2 separate regions of the Homo sapiens genome follow, and region 2 is linked to region 1. A link is an interaction called in ENCODE POLR2A ChIA-PET data of the cell type or tissue named here. Cell type or tissue: GM12878. All regions are shown on one strand.

Region 1 (2,500 bases):
GAATGGGATGTTAATAGTACCTGTTTCAGATGTGAATATATATCAAGTTCTTAGACTAGCAACTGGCATGTGGCGAGTACCCAACACAATATTAGTTATTATTTTAAAAATTATGGGCATAATTGGTGTGGTTCACACCTGTGTAATCCCAGCACTTTGGGAAGCTGAGATAGAAGGATTGCTTAAGGCCAGGAGTTCGAGACCAGCCTGAGCAACATAGCAAGATCTCATCTCTTCAAAAGATAAAAAAAATTAGCTGGGCATAATAGCTGGCACCTGTAGTCCCAGCAACTCAGGAAGCTGAGGCAGGAGGATTGCTTGAGCCCAGGAGTTCAAGGTTACAGTGAGCTAGGATTGTGCCCCTGAACTCTAGCCTGGGTGGCAGAGCAATTTTTTTTTTTTTTTTGCGGTGTAGTCTCACACTGTTATCTGGGCTGGAGTGCAGTGGCGTGATCTCGGTTCACTGCAACCTTCACCTCCTGGGTTCAAGTGATTCTCCTGCCTCAGTCTCCTGAGTAGATGGGATTATAGGCACCCACCATGATGCCCAGCTAATTTTTTTGTATTTTTAGTAGAGATGGGGTTTCACTGTGTTGGCTGGGCTGGTCTCAAACTCCTGACCTTGTGATCTGCCCGCCTCGGCCTCCCAAAGTGCTGGGATTCTAGGCATGAGCCACCGCACCGGGCTGACAGAGCAATTTTTAAAAAGTATTAGTATTATTATACTCAATGGAAAGGGCACTGGCCTGGGAGGAGGGCTCTGGGTAGCTCTGGTCCTGGTTCTGCCCCATCGCACTGTGACCTCAGCCTTCTTGAGGCTCCTCTGAGTCTCAGTCTTGTCAGCAGAGCAGGGGGCTGAGCTCTGACTTCCAAACTGGTTCCCAGCTCTAATGTTATCAATTCCCCACTGGGTGTGTAGTGACAGCCTGCCATCGCCCCTCCCTTCCCCATACCCACACTCCATCTACGCTCCCAGCACACCTGGATGGGCAGCTGCGGCGCAGCAGGCTCTGCTGTCCCCATTTCAGCTGGTTTCAGGTCCTAAATTTAGTCCTTTCATAGAAGCCACGGTGTGTGGGAGGAGGGCTCCCGGTAGATCTGGTCCTGGTTCTACCCATCACACTGTGGGTGAGGGCTGTATGTGGTGGGGGCAGCTCTTCCACCCATGTGGTGCACTCCGAAGAGAATCAGGCAGGAGGCCAGGAGGGCTGAGCACTGCATTCCATTTTGTCATCAATGCACTTGTTGCAGGACAATCAAAGACTGGAGAGACGGAAAAGAAGTTTCAGGAGAGTTTATTAAGGTGATCACCGGCCCAGCCGGACATATGTCCAGAAAGTCTGAGCCCCAAACAAAGGGCTTTTCCTACTTTTAAACATCTTAAGGGGGGAACTACGTGAGGCGGGAAGCGAGTTACAGAAGCAAGAAACAAAGGCAGCATTACAACATTTCTTACATCTTGAGAGAAACATGTCTTGCAACCTAAACTTACCAGTCTTGTGACCCTGCAGCTGTGCAGGAACTCGCTGGGCCTGTAATAAACTTTGAGGAATGTGGAGTTGGGGAGTATAGATAAGGTTCACTGTCCACAGAGAGGAGACAGGCTGTGAACATTCCCTTTTAACTTGAGTGTAAGGGGGAAGGGGTCACACTTTGCAGCAACTTTAAGAGAATTTTAAAATTTCTGTTACTACTACTATTAGGTTATAGTTGATTTCATTAATTCCTTCTTCATGCTGGGCGAGTCCTTTGACCCTTTGGGGCCTCAGTTTTTCATCTGGCAACTAATTTTTTTTTTTTTTTGAGACAGAGTCTTGCTCTGTCACCCAGGCTGGAGTGCAGTGGTGTGATCTTGGCTCACTGCAAACTCCACCTCCCAGGTTCAAGTGATTCTCCTGCTTCAGCCTCCTGAGTAGCTGGGATTACAGGCGCGCACCACCAGGCACAGCTAATTTTTGTATTTTTTATAGGGATGGGGTCTTGTCATGTTGCCCAGGCTGGTGTCTAACTCCTGACCTCAAGTGATCTGCCCACCTTGGTCTCCCAAAGTTGGGATTATAGGCGTGAGCCATTGTGTCAGGCCTGGCAATTAAATTTTATATATGTTGACACCTTAAGCCACCATGTTATCTTTTTTTTTTTGAGACAAAGTCTTGTTTTGTTGCCAGGCTGGAGTGCAGTGATGCGATCTCGGCTCACTGCAACCTCTGCCTCCCGGGTTCAAGGGATTCTCCTGCCTCAGTCTCCCGAGTAGCTGGGACTATAGCCATGTGCCACCGTGCCCAGCTAATTTTTGTATTTTTAGTAGAGATGGGGTTTCAGCATGTTGTCCAGGATGGTCTCAATCTCTTGACCTTGTGATCCGCCCACCTCGGCCTCCCAAAGTGCTGGATTACAGGTGTGAGCCACCGTGCCCGGCCTATGTTATCCTTTAAAGTAGAACAACTTTCCTTTCTTTCAGAGGAGGAAAAAAATCAGAGAGAGGTTAAGTGAGTTCGCT
Region 2 (2,500 bases), 440 kb before region 1:
GGCTGTGTGCCTCGCGGCCGACGCACCTGCTGATTCACGCTGTGGCCTCCACCTGCGGCTTCACTTTGCCCTTCACAGGTCGGGGCATTGGTTTTCTTTTTTAATAAATAAAGCTGAACCTGATTCACAACTCAAGAGAGGCCTCAGCTTGTTTGGAGCCATCAGCATTACCATGGCAACCATGCCGTCCATGAGCACTTGAAAATATCATTATCCACAGTGACCCTGCATCCTCCCTCTTGCCTCACAGCAGCCTCAGGCCTCCATAGCTCCTGGCCCTTGGAGTTCAGCCCAGGTATAGGCTCTCCCAAAAGCAGGGAGTTGGAAGTATAAACCTGAGGTTCCCACTCACCCTCATCTTACCCCCCTGCCACCTGCACATCCTTCTGAAAGGAGCTGAGAAAAATCCCTTTCATTTTGGGGCAGGCACTAGGAACAGACATTAAGCCGACATTTTGGAGCCGCCCCCCCTCTTTCTTTTTTGAGCTGGATCTCACTCTATTTCCCAGGCTGGAGTGCAGTGGCGTGATCTCGGCTCACTGCAACCTCCGCCTCCTTGTTCAAGTGATTCTCCTGCCTCAGCCTCCCGAGTAGCTGGGAGTGCAGGCATGCGCCATCATGCCCGGCTAATTTTTGTATATTTTTAGTAGAGATGGGGGAGGGTCTCACCATGTTGCCCAGGCTGGTCTCAAACTCCTGACCTCAAGTGATCTGCCTGCCTTGGCCTTCAAAAGTGCTGGGATTACAGGCGTGAGCTACCGTGCCTGGCCAGAGCCCCCAAATTAACAATATCTATCTATCTATCTATCTATCTATCTATCTATCTATCTATCTATCTAATCTCTATTTAGAGACAGGGTCTTGCTCTGTTGCCAAGGCTGGAGTGCAGTGGCATGATTACAATTCACTGCAGCCTCGACCTCCTGGGCTCAAGCAATCCTCCTACCTCAGCCTCCTGAGTAGCTGGGACTACAGATGCATGCCACCATGCTCAGCTAATTTTTAAATTATTTTTTTGTAGAGACCAGATTTTGCCATGTCACCCAGGCTGGTCACAAACCCCTGGGATCAAGTGATCCTCCCACCTCAGCCTCCCAAAGTGTCAGGATTACAGGCGTAAAACACCGCATCCAGCCATAATTTCTTTCCTTTTTCTTTCTTTCTTTCTTTTTTTTTTTTTGGAGACAGTCTAGCACTGTGGCTCAGGCTGGAGTGCAGTGGCCCCATCACAGCTTACTGCAACCTCTGCCACCTGGGTTCAAGCGATTCTCCTGTCTCAGCCTCCCGAGTAGCTGGAACTACAGGTGCGAGCCACCATGCCCGGCTTATTTTTGTATTTTTAATAGAGATGAGGTTTTGCCATTTGGCCAGGCTGGTCTCGAACTCCTGACCTCAAGTGATCCACCTGCCTCTGCCTTTCAAAGTGCTGGGACTGCAGGCGTGAGCCACCGCACCTGGCCATGATTTCTATGGGGAGGATAAAATTGTGTGTTAGATACAGATGCAGAGATAATAAGGCCTAGAGTTAAAAGGTATGTGAGAGTGTTCATAATAATAATAATAAGCATTTATTGAATACCCACCACCATGAGTCAGGCAGTGTACAAGATGTGTTACATACCTTGTGTCCAGTCTTCTGCTGTAATTACTCACGTAGAGGCAATTTTAATTAACAAATTAATTTTAATTAATTTAATAATACTATCTGGCATTTATTGAGTGCCAGACACTCTGCTATGCTCTTTAACATTTAATTTCACATGTGAAACACTATGATTATCTTCATTTTACAGATGAGAAGACTGAGGTTTACAGAGTACTAATGTGCCTGAGGTCATTCAGTTACCGAAGGATGAAGCTGCGATTTAAGTTTAGGTCTGCCTGACTGGTGTCCCCATTATTCTATAATAGCCTAAGGCTTAAATGAGGTTCAAGCTATCTACTGAGCAAATGGAGATTCCATGTTTGCCTGGCTTAGGAGGTTTCTTCCAAGGGCTTTGAGTGATATTTCTCCCCCTAGAATGGTCTGTCCCTGATCACCCTCATCAGGGTCACCTGGGGATATTTGAAAGTCTAGGCCCACCAACACCTACTGCATCAGATTTTTGGATGTGGTCCCCAGGATTCTGTATTTTAGGTAACTCACCAGGTTGAACTCTAATGAGAATTTAGAATTAGCTGCCCTCCTGAAGAGCATGAAAGGGACCACGTCTTCTCTGAGACTTCCCCACGGCCAGGCACATAGGCCACAGCCCTGTGAGGGGCTCAAAAGCATTTGTTGAACCCGAATAAAGAAAGAATGGGCCCCATTGAGTCCCCCAAGACTTTCCAGGGCCAGGGACTCCCTTGGTCCTGAGAGTCTGTAGTTTCCTCTTACTGCCCCACTCCCCGCTACTTCCTGAGGCCCCTGGACTCCCCGACCTACAGTGGAACTGCCCACCAGGCCCTGCCCTGTCCTATGACTTCCCCTGCAACAGGAGCAGCAGGGTATACCAGTTGC

The links. ChIA-PET counts read pairs that join two places held together with the same protein. Peaks named below come from ENCODE experiments on the same cell type or tissue, not always from the same donor. Only the 100,000 strongest peaks of a DNase experiment are listed, where the experiment ranks them.
Region 2: POLR2A ChIA-PET joins it to region 1 with 6 read pairs; 2 of 35 experiments call an interaction of 5 or more read pairs at or near these places.

The regions. Positions count from the first base shown.
Region 1 is chr11:45,822,624-45,825,123 of GRCh38, reverse strand. No RefSeq gene overlaps it. Among named protein-coding and RNA genes, the nearest start is that of SLC35C1, 19 kb to the right of the region's middle. RefSeq lists an enhancer at 1,182-1,271. In GM12878, no CTCF peak of the experiment used is centred here; a DNase peak (open chromatin) is centred at 1,045.
Region 2 is chr11:46,257,857-46,260,356 of GRCh38, reverse strand. The region is part of intron 2 of LINC02489 (long intergenic non-protein coding RNA 2489); the gene reads left to right. Among named protein-coding and RNA genes, the nearest start is that of LINC02489, 15 kb to the left of the region's middle. In GM12878, no CTCF peak of the experiment used is centred here; no DNase peak of the experiment used is centred here.